4 separate regions of the Homo sapiens genome follow, and regions 1, 2 and 3 are each linked to region 4. Evidence: chromatin loops called from intact Hi-C (ENCODE). Cell type or tissue: PC-3. All regions are shown on one strand.

Evidence for each region. Hi-C counts contacts between places; a loop is a spot of excess contacts. Peaks named below come from ENCODE experiments on the same cell type or tissue, not always from the same donor. Only the 100,000 strongest peaks of a DNase experiment are listed, where the experiment ranks them.
Region 1: it touches region 4 in a loop (2.7-fold over the local background); 3 of 110 quality-filtered maps call a loop at or near these places.
Region 2: it touches region 4 in a loop (6-fold over the local background); 7 of 110 quality-filtered maps call a loop at or near these places.
Region 3: it touches region 4 in a loop (5-fold over the local background); 6 of 110 quality-filtered maps call a loop at or near these places.

What each region holds. Positions count from the first base shown.
Region 1 is chr1:224,613,755-224,618,754 of GRCh38, forward strand. CNIH3 (cornichon family AMPA receptor auxiliary protein 3) reads left to right here and starts at 2,563. Exons shown (of 6, transcript NM_152495.2): 1 at 2,563-3,501. The coding sequence starts at 3,421. It overlaps CNIH3-AS2 (CNIH3 antisense RNA 2), which reads right to left and starts at 2,473. Exons shown (of 4, transcript NR_183287.1): 1 at 2,444-2,473; 2 at 1,858-1,982; 3 at 1,450-1,673. In PC-3, no CTCF peak of the experiment used is centred here; a DNase peak (open chromatin) is centred at 2,397; H3K4me3 peaks cover 3,083 bases.
Region 2 is chr1:224,511,759-224,516,758 of GRCh38, forward strand. It overlaps a transcript of CNIH3 not described here. Among named protein-coding and RNA genes, the nearest start is that of WDR26, 79 kb to the left of the region's middle. RefSeq lists a silencer at 3,855-4,059. In PC-3, CTCF peaks have their summits at 2,138 (motif pointing right) and 2,346; a DNase peak (open chromatin) is centred at 2,133.
Region 3 is chr1:224,634,775-224,639,774 of GRCh38, forward strand. All of the region lies in intron 1 of CNIH3 (cornichon family AMPA receptor auxiliary protein 3), which reads left to right. Among named protein-coding and RNA genes, the nearest start is that of CNIH3, 21 kb to the left of the region's middle. RefSeq lists an enhancer at 2,609-3,251. In PC-3, no CTCF peak of the experiment used is centred here; DNase peaks (open chromatin) are centred at 767 and 2,907; H3K4me3 peaks cover 412 bases; H3K27ac peaks cover 2,459 bases.
Region 4 is chr1:224,562,582-224,567,581 of GRCh38, forward strand. It overlaps a transcript of CNIH3 not described here. Among named protein-coding and RNA genes, the nearest start is that of CNIH3-AS2, 51 kb to the right of the region's middle. In PC-3, no CTCF peak of the experiment used is centred here; DNase peaks (open chromatin) are centred at 490 and 2,760; H3K4me3 peaks cover 1,287 bases; H3K27ac peaks cover 3,954 bases.

The sequences.
Region 1 (5,000 bases), 51 kb after region 4:
CCATGAATAAAAGCAACCCTGAGGCCTCCCCCGAAGCCGAGCAAATGCTGGTGCCGTGCTTGTACAGCCTGCAGAACGGTGAGCCAATTGAACCTGTTTTCTTTATAAAGTACCCAGCCTCAGGTTTTTGTTTTTTTTTTTTGAGACAGGGTCTGGCTCTATTGCCTAGGCTGGAGTGCAGTGGTATGAACACAGCTCACTGCACCCTTGACCTCCTGGGCTCAAGCAACACTCTCACCTTAGCCCTGCAAGAAGCTGGGACTACAGGTGCATGCCACCACACCCGGCTAATTTTTGTATTTTTTGTAGAGATGGGGTTTCTGCCATGTTGTCCAGGCTGGTCTCAAATACCTAAGCTCAGGTGATCTGCCCACCTCGACCTCCCCAAGTACTGGGATTACAGGCATAAACCACCATGCCTGGCCAGGTATTTCTTTATAGCAATGCAAGAACGGCCTAATACAAAGTCCCACATTTTCATTTTGCACTTGGCCCTCCAAAGTATGTAGCCGGTCCTGACCCAGAGGCAATAAAATGTAGATCGGTTCATTGCTCTGGTCATCAGCCTCTGGATTTGCTCTAATTTCTCCACTTCTCACTGAAAGGCATCTAGTTTCTAAACTGGAGGGAGATATGAGGCCAGGCACTGTGGTGCACACCTATAATCCCAGCGCTTTGGGAGGCCAAGGCTGGAAGACTGCTTGAGGCCAGGAGTTTGGGACCAGCCTGGCCATATATTGAGACCTATGTCTGCAAACAAAACAAAACAAAAATTATCTGGGTGTGGTGGTGCATGCCTGTAGTCCTAGCAAGGAGTTTGAGGCTACAGTGAGCTATGATAGCACCACTGCACTCCAGCCTGGGCAACACAGCAAGACTGTCTTCAAAAAAATAAAATAAAATAAATTGAAGGGCCTGGAGCGGTGGCTCACGCCTGTAATCCCAGCACTTTGGGAGGCCGAGGTGGGTAGATCACGAGGTCAAGAGATCGAGACCATCTTGGCCAACATGGTGAAACCCCGTCTTTACTAAAAATACAAAGATTAGCTGGGCGTGGTGGTGCGTGCCTGTAGTCCCAGCTACTCGGGAGGCTAAGGCAGGAGAATCGCTTGAACCAGGGAGGTGGAGGTTGCAGAGATCACGCCACTGCACTCCAGCCTGGCGACAAAGTGAGACTCCGTCAAATAAATAAATAAATAAATAAATAAATAAATAAATAAATAAGTAAAAGATGTGGCCAAATAGCTGCAGGAATGTTGGGGCATAGTAGAAAGAGCCCAGGATTAGGAGTCCGCAGACAGGATTCCAGTTCTGTCACTAGAAAGCTGTATCTCTATCTTGCTGGAATTCATCCCTTCCAGCTCTCAAGGCATTGGAATCACATCTGTGAACAGGAAAACTAGCACACCAGAGTCAGAATCAAGCAATAGTTATTTATCTAGTTCCCACCCTGTGCAAGGTACCAGGTGCTCTAAGATTCACTCCAATCCATGAAGTGCGTCTACTCTTTCACCGAGATTTGCCAGTCGTCTTTCAGGGTATTTTTCCTTGCTTTCTGGATTTGATGACTTGTCTGAAACTGAAGTTCTCTCTGGAATGACTGGACCTCTTTCACTGCAGCGTCAGGAATCTCTTGCAAAGCAAGCATGGTGAACTTCCAAGATGCTGGGCCACTGGGGGAAAGGGTGCAATTAATAATCCCTACCACTTATTGAACGTATACCAAGTGCTAGGTTTTTTACTTATGTTCCCTTTTAATCCTTTGAAATGGCTTGACTCTACTCTTATTTATGTTTTTCTGATAAGGAAACTAAGGATTAAAGAGGTTAGGTAACTTGCAGCTAGAAAACGGTCTACCTTCAAAAGCATCCTCTTGACAATTCCACTAGGACCAACACCAATACCACCGAGCCCTCGTTGCTGCCTCTTCAGCGCAGAATAGCCCACCAAGTCCACGTTTCCCTAGTCCCAAGGTCGGATGGCTGGGGAGGGTAGAGGATGCAACGGAAGGACGTTAATGGAGAATTTTGCAGGGTCTGGGAGCAGAGCAGTAAACGCAGCCCTAAGCACTGAGTATGCTACAGTTTGGTAAAATCCATCCAAGCAGCTTTGGGATCCAAGGCTTGCACTGTATCCCCAACCAACACTAGGCAACGCCCCAAGTCCCCACACTTCCCACTCCGATAGGCGAAACTGCAAGAACCGGGAGGGGCGGCTGCGGCGTTTAGGCGCGAGGCACACACCATACCCTTCCGCAGCTTCCCACCTCCTCCAGACGCACGTGTTTAAAGAGTCCCTGCTCCAACCGGTCCCGCCCCACCTCCGCTCGGCCTCCAGCCCTGCTTGTACTGCTGGCTTCAAGTTTCCTCCGAGAGGCGGGCGTGCACAGCTGCAGTGGCGGCGGCAGCGGCCACCAAGCGCCCGGCGGCGCTTCGCCACCCACCTTTCCTCAGCCCCCGGCGCTGCAGTCTCCGCCCGCCGGGGAGGGCGCGCTCAGCGGAACAGGAGTCGAGGGTGGGGCGCCGAGAGGAGGGAATCCCGGGTCGCACCGCTACAGTTCTCGCAGTGGCAAAGGCGGCGGCGGCGGCGGCGGCAGCGGCAGCAGCAGGTGGAGCGAGCTACAGCGTTTGGCCTGAAACCCACTGCTGCAGCCACCCGGGCTGGAGTTGGCCCGTTGGGTGGAGCCAGTGCTCGCCCCGGTCCGACCCCCGGTTTCCGGGACACTTGGGTTGCGGAGGCCGGCTGGCCGGAGTCACGGTTGGGGACGGGCGCGCCTCGGAGCGCACGGCTGCGCTGGAAGCCGCGTCTGGGGCGCAGGACCAACGGGACCTACCTCCTCCCGGCTACCTAAAGACTCCTTCTCTCGGGAAAGAGCGCTGCCCGGCTCTGGGATTTGGGAGGAGCTCGGAGGCCGCTCGGGCACCTCGCTGGACACTATCCGTTTGCGCCCCGGTGGCGCGGGAGGGTCCGGAGCGGAGCGCTCGTCTCTCCTCAGCGGTTTAGTGGAGAAAAGCAGAGAGCTCTTCCTGGGGCGAATGGGACCTCCTCCCTCGGTCCTCCGTGGAGTCGTCGCATCGCTTGTCGTGTTGGTCTCGAGGGGCTCACAGCTTGGCACTAATTTGCAGGTGTTCGCTGCTGATTTGGTTTCTTCTTCGATTTGCGGACGGTTCCCTCCAGCGACTCTCGACACACGTTTTCCTGTCTTCGCCGGAGGGCCGGGTCTGGGGTCGCCGGAGCCTGCGGGAATCCAGCGCTTATTCGCTGACCCTCGAGTCGCTTCGCTAGCTGTGCGCCCTCCTGGGCACTAGCCTGGAGAGGAGCGTGCAGACGCGGCTCCTTGGAGGGAGTGCGGTCCTCTAGGGAGGCATCGGGCTCCTAGGGGCTTCTTGGCGTGTGTGGTGGGATTGGGGTCCGCCGGCCATGGCCTTCACTTTCGCTGCGTTCTGCTACATGCTGTCTCTGGTGCTGTGCGCTGCGCTCATCTTCTTCGCCATCTGGCACGTGAGTAACACGCTTTGGTCTCTCTTCTTTCGCCCCAATTTCGCTAAATTTCCCCGATTTCACCCCACTTTTTCCACCTTGCGGGCGTGGGCGAACCGGAAGGTTGGACCTTCTGCCGCTCCACTGTCCCGGGGCAGGAGGCAGTTCGCTGCATCCCGCCGGGCGCGCCTTCGGTGCCCTGGCTGGAGGCGAGGGGCCGCTGGTGCCCAGGTAGGACACCCTCTGCAGGGCCCGACTGGGCGTCCCGGGTCCCGGGCGCCGGGGAGTGGCGGCTACAACCACAACTAACCCCTTCCTCTCCCGCCCCGTCCTCTCCTGCCGGCGGGAGGCGAAGGAGAAGCGCCGCCGTCGGTCCCGGCAATTAGTCAAGTAGCTATAATAACTAAACATTTAAAATGTCAGCATCTGTGGTGGGTTGCATTTAGATATAATTGGAGACAAAGTGGAAACACGACGGGAGCGCCTTGTAAGAGGTAGGGAGAAGCCGAGCCCACGGAGAGGAAGGAGACCAGGCGATGGGGGTCGAAGTGGAAGGCGGTGGGGGAAAGGCGAGAAGGAGAAGAGCAAGGAGGCGAGGGAGACTGGGAAGGGCAGGCATCATTAAGGCCATGGAGGAAAGTCACGAAGAGAGACCGTGGAGAGCGACGACGGTGTCCTCCATCTGCCCTCTTGGCGTCTGAAGTCCGACTCCTGAAGACCCCCTGCAGGTGGCGAACCTCCGCTAGGCCCCCAGCGTCCCCAGCCCACACAAGCTTCCTGTCACCCTTCCCGGGGCTACGCCAGGTGGAGGGCAGCCGTGGATCCCAGTTCTTTAGGTGTGGGTGGGAATAGAGGAGCGCAAGCTTCTGAATAGGGGAAGAGAAGTACTGAGAGAGCGCGCAGGAGTGCGTACGCCGGTCCTCTCAAAGACTGTGCAACATTTAGCGAGTGCATGCAACTCTCAAGGCTTCCTTCTCTGAGGTTGTTTAAGCCCCCTATCCTCACCCTCAGAGGGCTGGTGGGAAGAATGGCCAAGGCCAAATGTTTAGAAGGAGCACCCCAGTGCATAATTTCCCACCTTTAACAGCCTTGCCCTGCCCAGCGTCTAGGTGACAGAGAAGGACCCTGAGACGAATTCTTGGAGGCATGGTTCTGGTGAGCATCACAGACTCTCATACAGTGGGGATGACCCAAAATGAAGACGTGGAGAAAATTGCAGGGTGGGTGAGATGCCCTTGTTTTCTATAAGTGGTTTGCAGAGTGAGAGTTTGTCTTAAAATAGAACTAAGCAGCTAGAGCAGCTCCTGCTACAGGGCTCTGACAGAGAGGAGAGGGGAAACTCGGGGAGGAAGGTGGCTTCCGATCATGTAACCTTAGGAAAGACCCTTGCTGGCTTCCTTCCACATCTCTAAAGTGAGAAAATTGACCTGGATAGTCGCTAAGCTTTCCCCCATTTCTCAGATTGTGTAAATCCGTGCATCAGTAGACTTAGGAATCTGGGGGTGACAGGGAATCCAAAC
Region 2 (5,000 bases), 51 kb before region 4:
TAGGAGGATCCTTTGAGTTTAGGAGGGCGAGGCTGCAGTGAGCTATGATCATGCCACTGCACTCCAACCTGGGTGACAGGACAAACCCTATCTCAAACAAAACAAATTTAAGAAAATTTTTAAAAGTTTGGAGCTGGCCAGGCATGGTGGCTCATGCCTGTAATCCCAGCACTTTGGGAGGCTGAGGCGGGTGGATCACCTGAGGTCAGGAGTTCGAGACCAGCCTGACCAACATGGAGAAACCCCGTCTCTACTAAAAATACAAAATTAGCTGGGCGTGGTGGCGCATGCCTGTAATCCTAGCTACTAGGGAGGCTGAGGCAGGAGAATCGCTTGAACCCTGGAGGTGGAGGTTGCAGTGAGCCGAGATCGTGCCATTGCACTCCAGCCTGGGCAACAAGAGTGAAACACCGTCTCAAAAAAAAAAAAAAGTTTGGAGCTAAGAATGGGCATGGTGGCTCATGCCTGTGATCCTAGCACTTTGAGAGGCCAAGGCAGAGGATCGCTTGAGGTCAGGAATTTGAGACTAGCCTGGGCAAGAAAGTCAGACCCATCTCTACAGAAAATTAAAAAATTAGCGAGGCATGGTGGTGCACGCCTGTAGTTCTAGCTACTTGGGAGGCTGAGGGGGAAATCAGTTGAGCCCAGGTGTTTGAGGTTACAGTGAACTATGATGGTGCCTCTGCACTTCAGCTGAGGCAACAGAGTGAGACCTTGTTTCAAAAACAAAAAAGAAAAAATGGAGCTATACAGAAAATACAGTAATGAATAGCCAGGTACCCATCAACCAAAATGAACAAATGTTGACATTTTTTACATTTAACAATTTTTATTTGCATTTAAAAGTATTTTTATCTAACAACATACCATGAGGTATATGTGGGCTTTAAACCTTGTTTGTTTTTAAAATAAAAGAAAGAACACATTTGTATTTCCTTCATCCCACCCACCCTGCCACCCCTCCAGCCCATTTACCTTCCTCCAGCCCCTGAGGTGGCTATTGTCATGGGTACGTGCCCTCCCTGTTCATGTGTGGGCCCATGTGTGGGTGGGTGTAGTTTATCTTCCCACGTGTATAGGGGAACTAAGCTAAAAATGATGTGAGTGAACACAGAATGGAGTTCAGAGTCAAGCTGACCAGGGTTGGAGACCTGGCTCTCCCGCTTTTGGCCTCTGTCCTTTGGCCTCTTTGAACCTGTTTACCCATCTGCAACGTGGCAATTATTAGCTTACAGCATTGCTGTTAACACTGGAGATAATGGTAAAGTGGCTGGCTTAATAAATGGTAACTGACATTATTAACCATTTCTGTTTTTATCTCTTTTTCTAGATGGAAAGCCCTTTGAGAGCAGAGACCCTGCCCGCAGCCTGTGTCCCTTTGTATAATTTACAATTTGTGCTACCTAGCTTTTTTTTTAAACAGTGGATCTTGCTCTGTCACTCAGGCTGGAGTGCAGTGGTGTGATCACAGCTCACAGCAGCCTAAACCTTCCAGATTCAAGCAATCATCCCACTGAGTAGCTGGGACTATAGGCACATACCACCACACCTGGTTAATTTTTTTTTTTAATTTTTGTAGAGTTGGGGGTGGGGGTGGGGGTGGGAGGGGGGGGGTCTCTCTATGTTGCTCAGGCTGGTCTCGAACTCCTGGACTCAACTGATCCTCCTGCCTCAGCTTCCCAAAGTGCTGGGATTACAGGTGTGAGCCCCTGGGCCTGGCCAGCTTGTTTCTTGAGGAAATGATTGCAATGCCCGAGCCCCACTTCCCAGCCTCAGTTCAGATGCACGTAAGGGCTGTTGCAAAAGCTGTGTTCTCAGTGCACCTGGAGGACACGGGGAACCATTTGGCTGAGGACAGAAGCAGTGATGAGAAGAGGCCCTTCGAATTTTCCCCCGGGTTCTGCTGTTGTCTATTCAAGTTACACATTAATTCAATATAGTGGCATGAAGGAGGAGACACAGAGCTACTTCATGGGATCTGTCTTCTTAACAGTCATGCATTATGCATTGCTGTTGTTTCAGGTGCGTTTTTGCAAGACTGCGCACTCACACGACCATTGAGAGGCTCACTTTGCAGTGGCCCTCCCAGGCCCTCCGTGGTTGGGTGTCCGTCTTTGTCAGAAAAGGGCCAGCAGGGGGCACCAAACCCGCACGTTTCTGCCGGGAGAGGGCGTCTGGGTGAGCGACAGGGCCTGAGGCTCACGTTCCTTCCCTCCCTTTGCTGATATTTGGACATTTCTTTCTACAGTAGTTTTAGACTCCCACAGCGGCAAGGCAGAGAGCTTTCTTTATTAAAGCAACAAACAAACAAACAAACACCCTTCTCCTTCAAACCTCATCTCCAACAGCAGCAGAAACTGTCATCACAAAAAGCCACTTCATTCATCTTCTTTTGATTTGCATTTGTTCATCTTAAATCAGGGGCCAGAGACCAAGAGGTATAAAATGATCTACCTGAACTGAACTGGAACATACTTGTCTAAGTCCTATTGTTTGCTATAAGGGCCTTACGATATTTTAGTTTATACGCATGCAGGTTAAGAATAATCATAGAGTTTCAGACCTGGGCACTAGATAAATATCATCTAGCCAGGGTTTCTGAGTCCACAGTTACACTCCAGCCCCCAGTTTTTGACATCTAAATCTGCACACTAGCTATATTATTTGTTTAGTATTTTAATATCTACTCCTGTAAAACTTACATAAGTTGATTTTAAAAAGACCACCATCATAAATGGAAAATTGCTATTTTTCAAATACATATTAAGATAAAGAATTAACATTAAAATAAGCTGGGCATAATGGCTCACACCTGTAATCCCAGCACTTTGGGAGGCTGAGGTGGGCGGATCACTTGAAGCCAGGAGTTCAAGAACAGCCTGAGCAGTATAGCAAAATCCTGTCTCTACGAAAAATACAAAAATTAACTGGGTGTGGTGGTGCGAGCCTGTAGTCCCAGCCACTTGGGAGGGTGTGGTGGCAGGATCACCTGAGCCCAGGGAGGTTGAGGCTGCAGTGAGCCGTGGTCATGCCACCGCATTCCAGCCTTGGCGAGAGTGAGACCCTGTCTCAAAAAACAAACAACAAAAACAAAACCCCCATTAAAACAGAAGCCCCTTCTCTGCCTCCCATACTACCTTACACTCCTTTATTTTGCCTGTGTGGAGCCTAGGCCAGAGAAGTGACTTGAATTGCCCCACATCTTGGTGAGCTGCAGAGCTGAGATTTAGCTGGGTACCTGTTCCTCTCTGGCACATGGCCATGACTAGGAAGGAACAGTTTTGTTAAACCAGCAGGTCTTACTCTTTGGAATGATCTTTGACAAAGTTTTAGTAGGCAGTGCCCACTTTTAATGTTTTTAGTGTTTTTCCTACTGCTTCTGGAAGGTGAAAGCCAAGAACAGGAGGGTCTGGGCGGGGGTCTAGGCTATTTACAGTGGCATTGATTTGATTACCACTCTTTAGCAGTGAAAAGTGTTGAGTATGCACTCCCAGCAGATGTATGCTTATTTATGTGTACTTTTGTACATGCATGACTGTACCAATATATTATGCTCATTGTAAAGTATACACAAATATTAACTCAAAAAATGGTAAAGAAAAGGAAAGCAGTATTTTAAAATGTCTTGTTAACTGCAATGGTTTCATTACTGTTGTCAGCTAATATCTTGAGCACAATTACACTTAGGGTTAGATTCCTCATTAGCAGCAGCACGCACCAAGCCATGTTTCAAAGACTCTTTTGGTAATTTGAAAACTTTTTGGCTGGCCTGTGAGATCTGATTATATTGTCTTGTTTGCCCTTGAAATATGGCTAACAACTTGTCAGGTCTGCCTCTTTCTTGCTGTTCATCTTGTTTTGCATTATTACTTCAATCCACAGTTTCTTTTTTGAAAAAAGCTTAAGCCTCTTGCCCACTTTGGGGATAGTTAAACATGGGATCCTCTCTGTAGTTCCACTTACCCAGGCTTGTCTATAACAGGCCACATCATGCTGAACAAGAGCCGAGAAGTAGAATCGCCAGTGTCAAGCCGTCCACGTTGTGGGATGCCCACTGTTCCCCCAGGATCACTCAAGACCCTGTGACTTGTGGTCACTGATGAGTGGACCAAGTGAAGGTACGAAGGTCGTTGCTTAGAGTGAATATTAATAAAGCTTAGCTTATTATGTGTTTAATTGTATAAAAATAAATACATGAACATTTTAGTATTTTCTTCTTGTACCCTCTGGATTGTGTTTTATGACCCACAAATGTAGAGAAAAAAATCCATGAACTGCCCAGGCGCGGTGGCTTACCCCTGTAATCCCAGCACTTTGGGAGGCCGAGGTGGGCAGATCATGAGGTCAAGAGATAGAGACCATTCTAGCCAACATGGTGAAACCCTGTCTCTACTAAAAATACAAAAATTAGCTGGGCATGGTGGCACGTGCCTGTAGTCCCAGCTACTTGAGAGGCTGAGGCAGGAGAATCGATCGAACCAGGAGGCGGAGGTTGCAGTGAGCCGAGATTGTGCCACTGCATTCCCGCCTGGCGACAAACCGAGACTCTGTCTCAAAAAAAAAAAAAAAAAAAAAAAAAAAAATCCATGCACTTCGGCTTGGCACATAAAGCCCTTCACAGCTCAACTTACCTTGCTGACTTCCTAGTCAACTCCAGGTGCTACCACTGGGCCACATCTATGGGCTTCCCACGAGACTATGAACCTTAGAGGGCAGGTATGGCATCTTATTCATCCTTGTGTTTTCAAAGCCTAGCTCAATGCTAGAGATGAAAATTTCCTAGATCTCAAAGCAAAAGGGCTGCCATGAAGAGTCATGGGCTTTCTGCCTTTGGGGTTGGGCCTTTGCAAAGCCTCTGCATGCTCCAGGCAGTGGTGCTGGCCCTCCATGTCTCTGTAGGCCTCCCCAGACAGCCTGGCCCCTGCATGGGTCTGCACTGCAAGAGCAGATAAGCCATTCGGCGCCTGCCATGGACAGAACAGCGCTGAACAGATGGGGCA
Region 3 (5,000 bases), 72 kb after region 4:
CATCTGTTCTGTGTTGAGCAGAGGTGTTCAATTTCACGTCCCCGATTCACACCAAGCCTCGGCCCTACCTGCACCACTTAATATGCCCCGCTGCATCCCCGCCAGGAGCTGCTAGCTCATAATTAGCAAAGTTGGCAGTTTTCAGCACTGTTCAGAGTATAAGTTGTTTTGCTCCATAAATGGGAGGCAGCATCCGTTGTCTCACAAGGGGTGTGTTAGTTCATTTTCACACTGCTATAAAGAACTACCTGAGACTGGGTAATTTATAAAGAACAGGTTTAATTGACTCACAGTTCTGCATGGCTGGAGAGGCCTCAGGAAACTTATAATCATGGCAGAAGGTAAGGGGAAGCAAGGGACATCTTACATGGTGGTAGGACAGAGAATGGCGGGGGTCGGGGGGAACTGCCCTAAACACTTTTAAACCATCAGATCTTGTGAGATCTCACTCACTATCATGAGAACAGCATGGGGGAATCTGCACCCATGATCCAATCACCTCCCACCAGGCCCCTCCCACGACACTTGGGGATTACTATTCGAGATGAGATTTGGGTGGGGACACACAGCCAAACCCTACCAAGGGGAGAGGTGATATTATGGCTCAAAGCTATGCTGTGTGCTGGCACCTCTGTTAAAATGAGTTTCTTAAAGAAGCCAAATAAAGTTTGGTGTGGCAAGATTATTAAAATCAACAGAGAAATGACTGTAGGAACAGCAAGCATTTTCAAGAAGTGAGTCCTGCTGAGCAACAGGGAGGAAAATAAAGTGCCGGGGGCTGTGCTAGGACAGGGATGCTGACTCAGACCTCACAGCACAGCCGAGCCGGCCTCGGCCTTGGACATGAGCAGTCAGCCCACAGCATGCAAAAGTTTGGTTGTTTCTGAGACCTACTTCTTAGCTTAGTCCATATATTTCTTCACTTTTTCCTCCCTTCCTTCGTTAGAGACAGGGTCTCACTTTGTTGCCTGGGCTAGAGAGCAGTGGTGTAATCATAGCTCACTCTCACCTTGAACTCCTGGGCTCAACTGGGCTCAAGCATTCCTCCTGCCTCAGCTTTCTGAGTAGCTGGGATTACAGGTGTGTGCCACCACACCTGGCTCATTTTTTTTTCTTTCTAGAAATGGGGGGGTCTCACTCCGTTGCCCACGTTGATCTTGAACTCCTGGCTTCAAGTGATCCTCCTGCCTTGGCCTCCCAAAGCACTGGGATTACTGCGTGAACCCTCTTTTTTATATCAAAATACCAAGTGGAATGTTTCGTTTAAGAAAACAAAAATCAACAATACAGCAAGCCAAAACCCAAGACAGTAAAACGTCTGGGGTCAAGGGCTTAACCAGGAGCAGCTGTGGCACCCCGTTGTTAGAAGTGTTGGTTGCTCTGTGTTGGTGCACCAGGTCTTAGCTGATGGCACCATCCTTCTGGTAATGGGGTTGGGTTGGGTGAGTTCGGTTTACCATTTGCATATTTGTTTTCTTTTAATTTGACTACATTGATGAAAGAGGGATACAGTCATGTAATCACATAGTCCTGGAATCCTGACACCTGAAGGGACCTAAGATCACCTGGTTCTGTCGTCTCATTTGGAAATGAGGATACTTTAACCTAGAGAGGTAAAGTGACTTGGTCGAGATCACAGCCTATTCAGGACGAAGCCCGGAGGGGAATTCTGCTTCCTAATTACCAGACCAGTGTCCAGTCCCAGGAGCTTACATCAGACAAGCTAGTGTGCTTTATAGCAACATCAATAAAGAACAAAAACTTGATCTTTTTGAGCTATGCTGTGTGCCAGCACCTCTGTTAAAATGAGTTCCTTTAAGGAGCCAAATAAAGTTTGATGTGGCAAAGTTGTTAAAGGAGTCAAGTAAAGTTTGGTGTAGTTACTTGATCTTTACAGCTGTGTGTACTTAGTATTCCTACTTCCTCCACAACTCCTAATTGGATTTTGTGGCATTGGTTGTTTTCTGGATGGGCTGAAGGAGAAAGACGTTGATTGAATTAAAAAAAGCGGTACACATATAATATTCAGCCAATCTCCATATTTAAGATATTGCTTAGCCCTGAGGAAGATGTGAATTAGAAGGTTGCTTTAAGATTTTTATTTATCTATCATCTATCTATCTACAGTATCTAATCTATTATCTGTCTATCATCTATCTGTCTTTGAGAGATGCATTCTTTTTTTTTTTTTTTTTGAGATGGAGTCTCGCATGGTCACCTGGGCTGGAGTGCAGTGGCGTGATCTTGGCTCACTGCAACCTCCGCCTCCCGGGTTCAAGCGATTCTCCTGCCTCAGCCTCCCGACTAGCTGGGATTACAGGCATGTGCTACCACGCCTGGCTAATTTTTTTTGTATTTTTAGTAGAGACGGGGTTTCACTATGTTGGCCAGGCTGGTCTCGAACTCCTGACCTCCTGATCCACCCACCTCAGCCTCCCAAAGTGCTGGGATTACAGGCGTGAACCACCACGCCCAGCGAGAGATGCTTTCTTTACTTGTGAGCAGATATTTCCATCTGCGAGGTCCCCGCACACACATGCAGCCCTAATTCAGAGTTGTGAGACAGGCAATGTGCTGCACCTGGATGCCAGTCTCCAACCCACCCTCCCCACCCCCCAAGTTAGTTCTCCTGTCTCTGGGTTGCATTCTCTTACTGCCAAACAAGGGGCAAAACAGTTGCTTCAGCCTCCTGATGTTCTGAGTTGGCGGGGTCACCCTCTCCTGCCTCAACATAGCAAGATGAAGATCGTGTATTTTCAGGAGCTGTTTAGTACTGGCCCCTTGACTTGCCTTCAGAAGATCTTTGTTAACCACCAACAAAACCACACCCTTTCTCCCTTTGTCATAGTGTTGTCTGGCTCAGTACAGTCTCACAGGAACGGATCATGAACAAGGTAATGGCTGGCTTATTACCAAGTGGCCAGTTGCGGTCTTGTTGCTCACATAGTTAGCATGTTATGAATGTCACCAGCCGCTCAGCTGGGCGGAGGCAGAGCTCTGTGGTGCTGTCTTCTTGGGTGGCCTCTTGAGGCCCTTTCTATCCTCTCAGTGATCCCTTGGCCAGTCAACATCATCTGTCTGCACCCCACACCCCCAGTCCCCCTGTCTGGCACTCCCTCTCTGCCAGTGGCACCTGCCACCCTTGCCTTGTGGAAGACAGATTTGCTGTGGCTTCAATGCTTTTAAAATTGATGAATAAGAAAAGTAAAATGAAGCAAATGGGCATTTCCTGTTTATAATGTCTCCAATATAGAAAGCCTGCTTTTGAGTGTAACTGAAATATTTCCTGCCCTAACAATAAAAGAAAGAAAAGGCTCATGCAGCGAGATGGAAGAACGCCTTGCGGCTGTGCATGTGAGCAGGTGCCAACATCCTAGAGACTGGGTAGGGCTAGCCTGCACCTTCCGCTCCAGATTCCTTAGTGGCTGACCCGGCCCTTGGATGGCTTTACAGCCTGCGCACCCAGGGGGAGGCCGGGCAGTGTCAGCAGAGGATTCAGGTGAAGAGTTGAACACCATGGGGAGATTCCCAAGGGACAAGGATGTTGACAGGGTTTTGGCCCAGCGCCTGCCTCCAGCATCAGCCTTTTTCAGGGGCCTCCGGAAGGCTCTGTGGATACCCCCGAGTCCCTCCCACCAGGATTTGCATCCTGACAGGTGGATTCTCTTGTAGTTCATTCTTCCCCATGCCATGTCAGACCTGAGCTTCTGAATTTGGGCTCTAGAACTCTCCTCTGGCTTGCCTTTCCTGACTTTACCAGCGGTGCCGTAACATTCTGGGCCCCAGTTTCCTGCTCTGTAAAAGGAGGGGTGGCAGGGTTAGTGGTTCCCATAGCTGGCACATCCCTAGATGTTATCTCTCAGGAAGGCTTACGTGGGTTCAGGACTCTGAATTTTTAGCTCCCAAGTGATTAGAACATGCAGGTAGCATTAGGAAGCTTCAGGAAGCACTGGCCACGGGATCTCTCCAACATTCCATGATACTCCGTCTTATCTTCTCATGATCCTGCTCTAGGACCTCACATTAAATGAAGTTCATCACCTTGTCAATACTTTATACTTGGTGTCACCTCTGTACCTGTAACATGCCATTATTTATTTTATTTGCAGTTCTACTTTTTACCAGTCCATATTTCCAATTTCCTTCCTCCTCCAGGAAGTTTCTCATGATTTGCTTCTTACCTGCCAGTTTCCCTTTTGACTGGAGTCTCCTGTACATCCTTAAGGTGATATGTATCTCTTGCTGTGGAAAGTGAGCCTTTCTGTTTTGCTCAGGAAATGTATTCTTATGGTTGTTTGGTCTGCAAATTCTCTTTCCCCAATAGGAAGGTAAATTCCCAAGTAGCCTTCTCCCCTCCCAGCAAGGACCCCAGGGTCATGGGAGGCTCAGTACATACTATTGACCTTTGAGCTCTCTCTTCCATAGGAAATTGGCAGACACTGCCTAGCATTCTCTTCAAGTGGATTTTCAAGTACAAGAAGCCCCATTACCTGATGATGATGTGATTCAGACCTGGATGGGGTCCTCATGTCCCCCTCGTACTTCAGGCCTTGAAGGAGATTGGCTGAAAAGGAGAAAGACCTGGTGTCTGTCTTGTGAGCCCTCTTAGGGGCCTGCGGGCCCCACCTTCTCAAGCTTGAAAATAATGGAAAGTCTTGAGTTCCTTCAAGGAAAATTCCAAGTACCTAGCTAGCCTTGAAAAGTAAAGGAACAGCGTGATAAGCAAGAAGGTGATAATAGCTTAAAACAATAGCCAAGGAAATTAGAGCCAGAACATGTTTGGTTCCCTGTAGAAACTAAAGATAACATCTTAACATATGTCCCTGAGTTGTTTTTCAGAAACCTGGACCCCTACCAGATGGAAAATGGAAAATGCCATCACTGGCAGGTAGACCTCAGATAAGGGGGAACTGAGGACTGAACTCTGTCTGTCATTCTTTGTTCTAAATTTCTTCCTGAGGGCCTGGAGGGAAATCATGCCACAGGCCAGAGCTTAACAT
Region 4 (5,000 bases):
GTATTGGAAGATGGGGCGTAATGGGAGGTGTTTGGATCAGGTGGGCAGATCCCTCATGAATGGCTTGGTGCCCTTCCCATCCTAATGAGTGAGTGCTCACTCTACTAGTTCACATGAGAGTGGTTGTTTAAAAGAGCATGACACCCCTCCCCTCACTGTCTCTCTCTTGCCCCGTCCCTCACCATATGACACACTGCTCTCCTTCCTCTTCCACTGCAACTGGAAGCTTCCTGAGGTCCCCACCAGGAGCAGATGCTGGCGCAGTTCCTAACAGGCCACAGACTGATACCAGGGGTTGGAGAGTCCTGATTAAAAGATAACACAAAGTGCTGAAAAGAGTGAGGAGCAATAGAAGTTCCTATGTGCTACTGAAGAGTGTGTAAAATGATTCCAGCACTTTGGGAAACTGTTTGCAAAATCTGCTACTCAATATTGCTCATCCTGTGACCTGGAAATTCCACTCCTAGGTATGGAAGTGCCTAGAAGTGGTTTTACATAATATAGGATATACACATGAAAAGCCATGCCCAAGAATGTTCATAGCATCATTACTCACTATTATTAATACAAAGCAAATGTCCAGCAGTAAAATGTGGTCATGCTTCTTGTACAGGCTGCAGAACCATAAGCCAAATACACCTCTTCTTTTTATAAATTACCCAGTCTCAGGTATTCCTTTATAGCAACACAAAATGAACTAAGACAGTCACCTCACAAGGGTGTGAAGTGTTGATTTTTGGGGGGTTATGGATAAATCGTATCACTGTCAGAGAAGGGGAGAGAAGGACAATAGAAAGTAGAGCAATGTAGAGAAGGAATGATCGTTATGGGTGGGTTGGCAGAAGAAGGACAATACTACATTGAAATATTTTAGACGGGGTGTGTGTGTGTGTGTGTGTGTGTGTGTGTGTGTGTGTATTCTAGCCTCAGGGAGAGTGAGAAGAGGGGATTTGGTGGTTGGAAGAGAAGAGTGAAAGAGATATTGGAATTAGAAAGATTCTGAAGAACTTTAGAGTACTTAAGATTGGCATCCATTAGCCTAGGCTCTGTCAGCTAGCCAGTATTAAGTATCTCCCGTGGCTGCTGTTCAGTACGGATGGGACAGATGTTGTGTCTTAGGGAAGGGAGCTAGACTTTGAAGCTCCTTCCATTCTAGGATTGGACAAACAGGTATTTATTTAAAAGAACCAGATGGTTCAAAGGAATTTCTAATTTTATACTGTTGGGCATCAGGTTTCAAACTAAATTTGGGCTCTGTCTTCCAGCTTTCCTGTTGGCCCTGGATTGAGAATAGCCTCCTGTTTTACCAGCCATCTGGTCCCTCCAGATCTCTGCTGCTGAGTGACAACTCCAAATATCTCCCCACAGAGAGGACAGAATCTTAAACAAAATCTATAGGGTGAATATACATTTTTCTAATAGGTGAGATCCTGGAAAGGAATAGGTCCCCACTTTGAAAAGACCCATGTGATGAGAGTCACACTTATGTTTGATTTGATAAGTGGCTTCTTGAGCAGCCACATATTGAAGTGTACTCTCTACTGGATAGTCCATACCTGTGCTTCTAGATCTTTGATTTTGTAGAATTTCCTTTTCTAAATAAGCAGGCTTGTGTGCTAGTAATTCATCACATAGTATCAATAACTGTTTATAAATACCTGCTTGTGTGCTAGGCACTGGTGGCACAGAGTGGTAGAAGAAGGTGTCACTACCAGTTTGAACTATATCTCTGGTTTTCTAAAATGACGAAAATGGAGAATGATTTAGCTCTAACCATGACATGAATTTTTTGAGGAATAAAATCTATTATTTTCAGCAGGACCGTCTCTGGACAGAAGAGGCTAAGGCCATCCCAGGGCTTGATTTGTCTCCAGTGCAAGACAAATCGTACTATGAAGTCTCTTTGCTTCCTATTCTCAACCCCTCCCACTGGCAACCCAGCATTTTTATCAGGTCAAAGTGAATGACAAGGGTTAAAACTTGAAGAGGATGAGAAATCACACAATGCATCCATGTGACCAGAAGGGCTGACGATACTTGGATGGAGGTGTTACCACTTGGTTTGGTGAAGTCTGGGGTTTACATGCTTTGGAGGCATGTGTGAGCCTCAGGCCCTTCCTTCTGAGCAGCAGATGGCAGAGCCACCTCAATGCACTCTGCCAGCTGCCTGGTTCATGTGCCTGGGTGGGATTGTCCTGCTCTACCTTCCACAAGGATGGCTTTGTCTGCCAGAAAGAATAATCACAACTGAAACAAATGTGTAACGATACCTGGATAGATACAGCTCAATTGGCTCCTGACAGGCCTCTGGCTAGGAGGGCCTGAGCAGTTACAGTGGGAAGGTGGATGGTTTAGGACCAGACAGATGGTGGGCAGCTGTCATCCACTGCATCCCAGTCCCCTTCAGTCTCACATCACAAATGACCCTAAGGCTATGTGTGAGCAGATTTGAAAATAAAAAAGGTTCAGTTGATTCCATTTATCACAAGTTTTCTCAAGAACAGGCAGGCAATAAAACTGGTCCCCATTCCCCCAAATAGATTTTGCAATGCTTGAGGTCTCCTCTTAATATATAATGGAGGAGTTGCTAGGGTAGCTGATCTGAGTGTGTGTATGTCTCTGTCTAATAGGTTTTTCTTGCAAAAAGTCTTATAGTTATGGTTTAAGTTCTCATTGCCCAACTGTATACTCTGAGTCACTGTCCTGTCACAGCCATATTTCCGGCTGGCATTGTGTCTGCAACCAAGAGTGTGACTGCAAGAACACAAGGCACTGTGCAAAGATAGATGAGCTGTATGAGTCAGGAGTTCTGCTCTCCAGGTCTGAGGCTGTTCATTGCCTGGGTTTGTCCAGCGGGCCTGAAGCCATGGAGAGCATAATATTTAGAGGTGGCGAACCCGACACCACCCTGCTTGCATTCTTTGCTCCAGGCCTTCTGACCTAGTTGTCCTTTTCCTGTACCCCATGCTTGCTCCCTGAGCCCTACGCTTGCTGTTCTCCAGATTGAGGCTTTCTCCTCTTGCTTCATACTCCCCTCCCTCAGCCCACTATGCACTATGTCAGGCCAACTGGTCTTACTCTGCAGGAGAGTCTGAGATTCACTGTTGCTTCCTGTGGGGAGGCTTTTCTGAGCCCCCAGGCCTGGTGCTGTGTGCTCCCGTGGCAGCCCCTGCTTCTCCTGTACACCACATATTGCCAACTTGCTTCTGACTTTCCCCTACTGAGCTACATTCTCCATGAGGTAGGGAATTATGTGTTTATTTTTCCAGCACAGAGCTTGGTGCACACTGGGTGCTCAGTGGTTGAGCAGATGAATGGACCATCTCGGTGATTCTTTGCTTCCCTCACACTGAGAAGGTCTGGCCAGCTCGTTTCCCTTTCTCCTCTCCCTTGTTTCTTGCTGAATCTTCTGGAGCACCAGTGAAAACACAGTCCTTGCCTGGCTTTCTGTTTTTTTTTTTTTATTCTCTCCCCATTGCTTTAATTAACTTAGAAATTCAGTGGACTCTTAGACAAACAATAGAATTTGATTATCTCTATAGTATACCTGGATGCCACTTCTCTGAAGTCTGTTTGAATGAAGTGATAAAACCTTGTATGTTTTGTTTGTTTTCCAGTTGCCTCCTGGTTATAAAGCAAAGCCAAACTGGAGAGACCAGTGCCAGAGCCTTTATTACTAAAAGGTCAGCATTACTTGCAACTCTCTTTGGTTTGGGGCTCTTTTGTGTCACAGATGTTTTCTTTCCTTTATTTTTTTTTTCAGGATTAAGCATGAGTTTAATTTCTTCTTCTTTTTTTTTTAAATTATACTTTAAGTTCTGGGGTACATGTGCAGAACATGAAGTTTTGTTACATAGGTATACATGTGCCATGGTGGTTTGCTGCACCCATCAACCCGTCATCTACATTAGGTATTTCTCCTAATGCTATCCCTCCCCTATCCCCCATCCCCTGACAGACCCTGGTGTGTGATATTCCCTTCCCTGTGTCTATGCTCTTCTTCCTCAACTCCCACTTATGAGTGAGAACATGTGGTGTTTGGTTTTCTGTTCCTGTGATAGTTCGCTGAGAATGATGGTTTCCAGCTTCATCCATGTCCATGCAAAGGACATGAACTCATCATTTTTTATGGCTGCATAGTATTCCATGGTGCATATGTGCCACATTTTCTCTATCTAGTCTATTATTGATGGATATTTGGGTTGATTCCAAGTCTTTGCTATTGTGAATAGTGGCACAACAAACACACATGTGCATGTGTCTTTACAGTAGAATGATATATAATTCTTTGGGTATATACCCAGTAATGGGATTGCTGGGTCAAATGGTATTTCTAGTTCTAGATCCTTGAGGAATCGCCACACTGTCTTCTACAATGATTGAACTAATTACACTCCCACCAACAGTGTAAAAGCGTTCCTATTTCTCCACATCCTCTCCAGCATCAGTTGTTTCCTGACTTTGTAATGATCGCCATTCTAACTGGCATGAGATGGTATCTCATTGTGGTTTTGATTTGCATTTCTCTAATGACCAGTGATGATGAGCATTTTTTCATATGTTTGTTGGCTGCATAAATGTCTTCTTTTGAGAAGTGCCTGTTTATATCCTTTACCCACTTTTTGATGGGTTTGTTTGTTTTTTTCTTGTAAATTTGTTTAAGTTCTTTGTAGATTCTGGACATTAGCCCTTTGTCAGATGGATAGATTGCAAAAATTTTCTCCCATTCTGTAGGTTGCCTGTTCACTCTGATGATAATTTCTTTTACTGTGCAGAAGCGCTTTAGTTTAATTAGATCCCATTTGTCAATTTTGGCTTTTGTTGCCATTGCTTTCGGTATTTTAGACATGAAGTCTTTGCCCATGCCTGTGTCCTGAGATTTATAGCATTTGGACCAGAAGATACCCCAAGAGCAGGCAGTGAGCAGATCACTATCTTTACTCCTAGTCTGCCTTTTGTATTAGGTTGGTGCAAAAGCAATTGCATTTTTTTGCCATTAA